Regions from separate parts of the Homo sapiens genome. Here region 2 is linked to region 1. A link is a contact called in ENCODE Hi-C or POLR2A ChIA-PET data. All regions are on one chromosome and are shown on one strand. The core of a region is the stretch at or near the end of the contact, and the rest is flanking DNA. Distances in the headings are between cores, read along the strand shown. Region 1 has its middle 49 kb from the start of RNU6-8. Region 2 overlaps HEATR5A (HEAT repeat containing 5A).

What was found. A loop is a pair of places that touch in the nucleus more often than their neighbours do. ChIA-PET counts read pairs that join two places held with the same protein, here RNA polymerase II (POLR2A). Pooled maps may share reads with other maps.
Region 2: a loop to region 1 is called in a pooled map, with 3 times the contacts of the local background. The contact joins two enhancer-like sites. A Hi-C loop is called at or near these places in 4 of 168 maps with a recorded cell type or tissue (A673, IMR-90, endothelial cell of umbilical vein and 1 more) and 3 of 50 pooled maps. POLR2A ChIA-PET finds 5 or more read pairs at or near these places in 1 of 52 experiments (T-cell).

Annotation. Positions count from the first base shown.
Region 1 is chr14:32,249,650-32,254,305 of GRCh38, forward strand. No RefSeq gene overlaps it. Among named protein-coding and RNA genes, the nearest start is that of RNU6-8, 49 kb to the left of the region's middle. Within about 2 kb of position 2,587, at least 2 of the 41 ENCODE cell types and tissues checked have a DNase peak (open chromatin) inside an H3K27ac peak, as active enhancers do.
Region 2 is chr14:31,376,352-31,381,007 of GRCh38, forward strand. HEATR5A (HEAT repeat containing 5A) reads right to left here. Exons shown (of 36, transcript NM_015473.4): 11 at 4,116-4,227. Among named protein-coding and RNA genes, the nearest start is that of HEATR5A, 42 kb to the right of the region's middle. Within about 2 kb of position 1,840, at least 2 of the 41 ENCODE cell types and tissues checked have a DNase peak (open chromatin) inside an H3K27ac peak, as active enhancers do.

The DNA.
Region 1 (4,656 bases), core at 1,337-3,836:
AAGCAGAGGAAACCCCAGACATTGCACAGTCTTAGGGTTCAGCCCTATGACTCTTGCAAGCCTCCTGTTCAGGAAGGCCTTTAGTGTCTCAGGTCTACTTGGTGCAGACTCCAAGGTCCTTCCCACCCCCATGAGCCACCCATCAGGGTGAGCTGAGAGATCAGCTCAGTGAGGAGCCGAGCCTCTTTGGCTGAGAGGACTCGTTCTGGGGGTTGCTTAGTAAGCAGGAGAGAGAAACTGAGGAGAGGGAAACCATGTATGGGAGTTGAACACCTTCAGCCAAAGGTGAGGCATAGAGGTGTCTTACCACTATGGAACATATCTGAGTCACACACCAAAGTATGTTAGCAGTGGCAAATCCATACAGGTCTGCACTAACTCGATTCTTGCCTCCTCAAAAGAAAGAATTCATCCAAGGAGCATGGGCAGAGTGAGAGACTGAGGCAAGTTTTTGAGCAGTAGTGAAAATTTGTTAAAAAGTTTCTGGGCAGGAACGAAAGGAAGTAAAGTACACTTGGAAGAGGGCCAAATGAGCAACTTGAGAGATCCAGGTGCCCTGTGTGACCTTTGACTTGGGGTTTTATACAGTGGCATGCTTCTGGGGTGCATCTGTCCTCCCTTGAGTTTTCCTTGGGGTGAGCTGTCCATATGCAAAATGGCCTGCCAGCACTTGGGAGGGGCCACATGCAGTGTGTGCCGAAGTTGTGCACGTGCTCATTTGAGGTCTTACCAGTTGAGTGTTCCTAGAGAAAGGTCATATATCAGTTAAACTCTGCCATTTGCCTCTTAGTGCAAATGCTTGAGCCCACTTGCCCAGCTCATGATCACCAGCTTCAGGTGTTTTTTATCTATTGGGAGACTGCCTTTCCCTGTCACTGGTTGTGACCAATCCTTATTATTTTATTATTTTAGAGAGACAGTTTAACAATTGCCTGACATTGGGGGTGGTGGGGGACCTCTCCTGCCCTGCTCATGTGTGCCTAGCTACATACTCTAGCACTAAGACTGGAAATAACTACTTGCCATTTATCAGGACCTTGGATCATGGATATATTGGTGTTAACCATCTGTGTGCTCTCTTTGGTATATGATTATGTTAACCTTAATGATTCCCAATGAAGTTGAGCAGAGTGCCCCTAAAGGACTTTTCTGAGTAGCTATTTCAGAGTTAAGATTTTTTCAAACGATACCTTCCAGCACACCCACCAACCTCCCCCATTGTAATCTGCTCTCTAGGTTAGTGTGGGCCTGGGTTATGTAACTGAAGTAATCAGCCCTGGTAGCTGATGGAGTGTATCTTTTGGGTATCTGAAGGCAGAAATTATGTTGAGAGCCATAAGTTCCCTTGACTCTTTATTAAGTGTGACATATTAATCCTCGTTTGTAGAGCTTTATGTGGAAATGTCAATCTAGTCGTTGTGGAAAAACCTGGGCTCAGAAATGCCTTGCATTTCATTTGAAAGTATGATGCAGCTACAGCTGGGATTCGGTCTCTTTTAGGGATGGGATTCAGGGCAAAAGGGAAACCATTCTGTGAAGATTGGCCCTAGAATGGCACCTTTGTCTTAGTTCCTCTTGATTTACTTTGGGATCCTTCAAGTTTCTAGCTTGGCTGGGTTGCTTTTGGAGCCAAAGATAGTTCCAATTCAATTGTTAGCATTAATGAGTTCTTACTAGCATTTTGTGAGGAGTACTGCAAATCATACCACAAAGGGTATGAAACCCTAGCTTGTGGGGCAGGGAGGGTGAGCTAGATTGTTTCTTCTTGGATTAATACCAGACATATTTCCCTTGGTGGAGATCCATTCTTCTCTGTGTGGGAATGTTTAACGTTCACACTGTTAGGTGAGGGTCTCGTTCAGATAATTTTTTTAAAATGCACATTTTAAAACTTATCTTAAAAAAATCCACAAACCCAACAAAATATTTCTTTTTTCATGATGACTTATTCAGAAATTTGAAAGGCCAAAAGCCTTTTTGATGTATGTGAGAGCTTTCTCTGTCATATGGGGTCTACCAGTCATTTCAGCAAAGAGTTAAGTGAGGCCAAGGAGGCTTCCCTGGCAGCTTGGAAGCTTTGTGCAGCAGCCAAGCCGCGGGCTGAGAGAGGTGGATACTCATTTGTTTGTATATAAAACTTTCATTCCCAAAGTCTTAGATATCACATACAAGGAAAGATGATTGTGAAAATCAGTGATAAACTCAAGTATTTCTCGCCTGTTATGATTGCATTTGTTGTATCCGATTCTGCCTGACAGTATTTGCCACTTGATTGTCTAAACAGAGTTTTAACTGGTAGCAGGGTGAGCATTAATTATTCACATCTAGCAGCTGGCATAAATATGATTGTGTAGGCCCATGTATGTTAATGAGTCTTACAATAAAGCCTTTCGCTTGGAGATCTTCAGCCCTCCCTTCTTTTTGTACCATTTGTGAACTTCATTCTGGAATTGTGTGGCTTGGTAAGGTATAATGTTCTTTGCTTCTGAGGAACTGTGCTGAGGGCTTGTGCAGAGAGTGGCCCATCTAGAAATGTCTCTCAGGACCCTGAAGGCTCCCTTGTTTCCTTTTCCTGTTTCCAGTCGGGCTACAGCAACTGGGTCTGGATATAGCAACAGCACCCCCTAGTGTATTATAGGGTGAGCATGGGTTCCTGGTTAACTCAGTAAGGTGAGGTGTTCTGGCTTCATAGAGTGGAGTGTGAGAAACTGGCAACTTGGCATTTATTAAACAATATAGTTGAGGCTAAATATGCAACAGCAGCATGTCTTCCAGGTTTTGACAGCTGAGAAAGGAAGATAAAGACAGCAGGAAGATAGGGTTTTAGATTACTTTACAAGGATATGAAGGCTAAGGAGAGCCACAGGAGGGAATCAAGAGGTCACTGGGGAAGGGAGCTGTTCCAATGAATAGTTTGCTATTCTTCCAAAGAATCCAAATCTTGGCCATATGTGCAGAAAGGCCTGGCCACAAAGGCCTTCCATTGTTGGCTGAGACTGGAGACCTGCGATGGGGGTTCAAAGCCTTTTGTTAGATGTGAAACTGAAATTCCAAACACTCCAAGCAGTGACTTAAAGGCTACGAAAGTATAAATGACAGGTAGATATTTACCTCAGAACATAGTTTTGATTAAGGAAACTAGACCTTAAGAGAACAAAATGGGGGTGGGGATGGACTATAGAGAGAAGAAAAGAGGGATGCTTTCTTCATTTTGTTCATTTAACGAATATTTGCTGTTGAGCTGCTATTCAGTGCCAGCTTCTATTCTACATACTGGAAATACAGATGTGAATAAAACAGAGTTTCTCTCCTCATGCAGCTTACATTCTTTACAGTTGCCAATAAGCGGGTCACTACAGATCAGTTCTTATGTTTGTATTTTTGAAGTGTGATTTATTTACAGGCAGAATGTGATTTGAGGACATGGAAAGTACCCATCGTTCAAAATTGTTCCCCACCAACCAACCAGTTTTTTTCTGAAATTTCTCAACCAAAACCCCTTGTTAGTTGTTTTCTGAGAGGAGTAGTAATGAATCCAGTTGCTTTGACCTACACTTACTTCTAGTGAAAATGAATGACCTGATGAGACCTAGAGGGATGGGACACTGGGGGGTGGAATTACAATATTGGGACTAGCAAGCTGTAGCCTTGGTGAGTTTGTTTCAGGACCAAGTTTTCCTTATCTATAGAAGTAGCTGTATTCCTGTCAGGTCCCTTCTAGCTCTTATTCTATTTTGTGTGGCAGATAGCATCCAAGAAGATGTAGGACCGGGTGCGGTGGCTCACACCTGTAATCCCAGCACTTTGGGAGGCCGAGGCAGGCGGATCATCTGGGGTCAGGAGTTTGAGACCAGCCTGACCAACATGGAGAAACCCCGTCTCTACTACAAACACAAAATTAGCCGGGCGTGGTGGTGCATGCTTGTAATCCCAGCTACTTGGGAGGCTGAGACAGGGGAATTGCTTGAACTCGGGAGGCGGAAGTTGCAGTGAGCCAAGATTGTGCCATCGCACTCCAGCCTGGGTAACAAGAGCGAAACTCCATCTCAAAAAAAAAAAAAAAAAAAGAAGGTGTGTAGAGCATGGGGCACCCCTGGGACCCCTGGAAAATTATTTGGGGGTAGGAGTAGGACCAGATTAGACACTGAAAAAAAACATGGAGAAGGAACATGATTTGACAGTCAAATTTAGGCTATTTAAAAAAATATTTCTAGGGCATTTATTCTTGGGTTCAATTTCTGACTATAAATTATCTGGAAGGGAGGGTGATACTATGAATATGGTTTTTGCAGATTTTTTGGGAAAGCCCAGTTGGTTTTACTTTTGTGGGTCAAATTAGTTTTGAAGATTATCTATAAAGCTTTCAGTGATAGACCTGACCCCCAAGCCACAGCTGCTTAAATAGCTGTGTGCTGTGGATTTTCTTGTTGTGCAGTGTTTCCTTTTAACTTTCCTGTTCAGGGCAGAAACAGAGTAATGCAGGCCCATATTCTTTGAATCCTAGAGAGCAAGTGACCTACTTACTATTGTACCTGAAATATTCAACTAGAGTATATTTTAGGAAATACTTTTTCAGCTTTAAACATGACTTTGCTTCTGTGAATAAACACTTCAATCGAGAGACACTGACAGGTATTCTGGGCTGTTCTCCTGACC
Region 2 (4,656 bases), core at 590-3,089, 870 kb before region 1:
AAAAGTAAAAAGTTAGTTGGGTGTGGTAGCACATGTCTATAGTCCCAGCTACTTGGGAGGCTGATGCAGGAGGATCATTTGAGCCCAAGAGATCAAGGCTGCAGCAAGCTATGGTCTGACTGCCACTGCAACAGAACAAGATCCTTTCTTTAAATAAATAAATAACAATAATTATAATGTATCTAGCAAACACAACACACATACACGCACACTTTATGAGCCATCCACAGAAAGACAAGATATGGAGGAATCTGGAGATAAATCCAAGTTTTTTCATATGGCATCAGATAAACTGGGAAGTGTATCAAAAAAGGTTTAAGTGTGTAGCTTACATTCAAGGAATGAACATGTTTTGTGTTTACATTAGTTCATAGTGAAATAATGAAGAAAATTATAAATGGTAAAGGGAATGAAAAAAACAGAGAAGACATGTTTAAAATGCAAAGCAAAAATTAACAAAGCACTAAGATTGCTGTCTAAAAATCATTCCCAGCTGGGCACTGTGGCCCATGCCTGTAATTCAAGCACTTTGGAAGGGCAAGACAGGAGGATCACTTGAGCTCTGGAGTTCAAGATCAGCTGGGGAAACAGCAAGATCCCATCTCTACAAAAAAAATTTAAAAATTAGCTGAGTGTAGTGGTGTAAACCTATAGTCCTAGCTACTCATGAGGCCGAGGCAGGAGGACTGCTTGAGCCTGGCATTCAAGGCTGCAGTGAGCTATGATGGTGCCACTGTACTCCAGCCTGGGTAACATGGTGAGACCCTGTCTCTTAAAAAAAAAAAAAAAAAAAAAAATTCCATTTCCTACAAAAGGAATCAAGGCTCCTTGGAGAAACGGCTGATGGCAAGCCTAAGGCAGAAAATGTAGTGTAAAACCTGGGACATCTTGCATGCAAAAACACATTATCAAAGAATACTAGGTTCACGTTAAAAGGACAAATGAACCAACTTGAAGGGACTCCCAATGACCAAAGATGAGACAATTTGAGGATCGAAAGGAATAATGATCGCAAGTGATTAAAACATATAAATATATAAAATTCCATGAGCTCATAATGATACCTAAAAAAAAAACCTCACTGGTCCCCCCTGAAAGTTGCTATGATACTAACGCACTCTAAAAATTGATAATAGCCTGGGTGCAGTGGCTCACTCCTGTAGTCCCAGAACTTTGGGAGGTCAAGGAAGGCAGATTGCTTAAGTCCAGGAGTAACCTGCTTGAGTCCAGGAGTTTAAGACCAACCTGGGCAACATGACAAAACCCCATCTTTACAAAAAATTAGCCAGGCAGGGTGGTGCACACAGTCCCAGCTACTCAAGAGGCTGAGGCAGGTGGATCACCCGAGCCTGCGGAGGTCGAGGCTGCAGTGAATCATGATCGTACCACTGCACTCCAGCCTGGGTGACAGAGTGAGACCCTGTCTCAAAAAATAAATAAGCAAATGAATAAGAATAAAAATAGATAATAAAGGGAAAGAATAGTTAAGAAAAATGAATAAAACCCAAGAAAACAAAGTAATTAAACAAAACCTTAATTAAAACTTTTAATCCCTTTTTGTATGCTGATTATGCATATGCCGTAAAATATGATGTACAGGAGAAAGGACTTCTTGTTGTCTTCCTCCAACACAATTAGCTTGTTTTAAAAGCTCTTGTTTATCAAAATGCATTTATTAGGTAGTTTATTTCCTCCTTAATTCACCAGGAACTTCAATACGGCAGGCATGAACACCCAGCAATAAGCAAATAAAAGCTTGACTACATTATTCCCAGCACACTGTGAAATGATGATCTATGCTTTGGTCTAACAAACACTTTCTGTAAAGGGGCAGATAGTAAACATTTGAGGCTTTGAGAGCCACATACTTCCTGTTGCAATTACTCAACTCTGCCACTGTACACCTAAAGGTCACAGACAATCCACAAACAAGTGTGGTTGTACACAAATAAAACTATGAATGCTGAAATGTGACTTTCACATGATTCTCATGTATTACAAAATATCTTTTTTCCCCAACCACTAATAAATATAAAAACTGTTCTTAGCTCACAGGCTGTATAATAAATATTGGTAGTAGGCCAAATTTGGCTCCTTGAAGCTAAACTTGATCTAGTCCAATAAATCTCTTTAATCATCTTAAGAACACTACTTGGCCAGGTGCGGTGGCTCACGCCTGTAATCCCAGCGCTTTGGGAGGCCGAGGCAGGTGGATCACGAAGTCAGCACATCGAGGCCATCCTGGCTAACATGGTGAAACCCCGTCTCTACTAAAAAATACAAAAAATTAGCCAGGTGTGGTGGTGGGCGCCTGTAGTCCCAGCTACTCGGGAGGCTGAGGCAGGAGAATGGCATGAACCCAGGAGGTAGAGCTTGCAGTGAGCCGAGATCGCGCCACTGCACTCCAGCCTGGGTGACAAAGTGAGACTCCACCTCAAAAAAAAACAAACAAAAAAAAAAAACACTACTTAAAGTAGTTCTTCATTTATGATTGTTTATTCTAATTTAAGCTCCTTTAGGTCAAATTACTTTATAGGTGTCAAAATGATTTATCGGCCAAATCAGGTCAGTTGCTTTATTTTATTATTATTTTTTATTTTTATTTTTTGAGACGGAGTCTTGTTCTGTCACCCAGGCTGGAGTGCAGTGGCATGATCTCAGCTCACTGCAACCTCTGCCTCCTGGGTTCAAGCAATTCTCCTGCCTCAGCCTCCCCTGTAGCTGGGACTACAGGCACATGCCACCATGTCTGGCTAATTTTTGTATTTTTTTTAGTAGAAGCAAGATTTCACCGTGTTGTTGGCCAGGCTGGTCTTGAACTCCTGACCTCAGATGATCCGCCCGCCTAGGCCTCCCAAAGTGCTAGGATTACGGCGTGAGCCACTGCGCCCGAACTATTCATTTTTTGTTTTATTTTGAGAGGGAGTCTTGCTCTGTCACCCAAGCTGGAGTGCAGTGGTGCAATCTCACTTCACTGCAACCTCCACCTCCTGGGTTCAAGCAATTCTCCTGCCTCAGCTTCCCGAGTAGCTGGGACTACAGGCATGCACCACCATGCCCGGCTAATTTTTGTATTTTAGTAGAGATGGGGTTTCACCTTGTTGGCCAGGCTGATCTTGAACTCCTGACCTCAAGTGATCCACCCGCCTCAGCCTCCCAAAGTGCGGGGATTACAAGCGTGAGCCACCATGCCCAGCCTCAGCCAGTTGTTTTATATCTAGCTATAACTTGTATGACAACAGAGACTTAAAATATAGGTGTGATAGAGTAATAAAATTAAGTTTCATTAGCACCATAAGACTGGGCAAAAAATAAATAAATAAAGTTTTCAGTGGCTCATGCTTATAATGCCAACACTTTGGGAGGCCAAGGCGGAAGGACTGCTTGAGCCCACAAGTTCGAGACGAGCCTGGGCAACATAGTGAGACCCCATCTCTACAAAAAAAATTTTTTTAAATTAGCCAGGCATGATGTTGCATGCCTATGGTCCCAGCTACTTGGGAGGCTTAGGTAGGAGGATCACTTGGGCCCAGGAGGTCAAGGCTGCAGTGAGCCATGATCATGCCACTGCACTCCAGCTCGTGTGACAGAGTGAGACCCTGTCTCAAAAATTTAGAGGATATAAATAGTCATGACTGTAAAACAATTACTGTTTTTTAATAAATATAATTTAAGTAAAATTCATCCCCTTCAATGTAGCAACCTTATTGGCTGTTATGAATCCTCAAACAATTATAGAACTGGATTCCCAAGCTATGGGTATGTTCTTTTGCCTATATTGTGGAAATGTTTTTTTCTGAAGATGGATGTCAATGATTTTTGAAAAAGCCACAGTTGTTCAGAGTTAAGCCTGAAAGATGATTAGTAACTCGGCTTATCCTACTTGAGGCTTATCATCTAGCCCGGAAGAGAAAATCAAGAGAGATCTCAAAAGGTTTTAAGCAATGACGAAAGTAAAAGGCTTTTTAAGGTGACTACTACAAGAAAAATGTTTGTGTGGCTATTTAAATTCTGGTATGTATTAAAAGTTCATTTCATCAAATCACATATAAGAATCATTTCACTCAGAAAACACAAAGTATTTCAAGGTATGTAAACCTTCTACAGACTGTTACCTAATGTCATCAGAGCAGAAATCAGCAACCATCCAGCTTGTGTGCGCTGAGCTGAAAGGCGACTGTTTTGAGCAGCAGAACACAGCAAATCCTCTGCTAATGTCATAATAATCTATTTACATATAGAACAAGTTTTAAAAAAAGCATATCAGTTTATAAATTACTAAATGATAGCAGCTAACAATATCTTGAAAAATTAATTCTTACATAAAATAAATGTAAACGATAAAGAACTGTCATTCGTGTAGACTACATAATAGGACTGTCATAAAGGAAACTATAAAAAATTAAGTTTTCAAGGTTAAATACTGGTATATGAGGTAGTACACAACAATCCCATAATTTTTTGTAGAACACATGTGACAACAATGTAAGATTATTCAAGTATAGCTGTATAGAATTTGAATTTACTTTTAGTTTTGAGCAACTATCCTTTTAAATCCATAATTATCCAAAAAAAGTTTTCTTACAGGAGTCTCTCTCTTAAAAATGCTACATACAGCCAGGTGCGGTGGCTCACGCCTGTAATCCCAGCACTTTG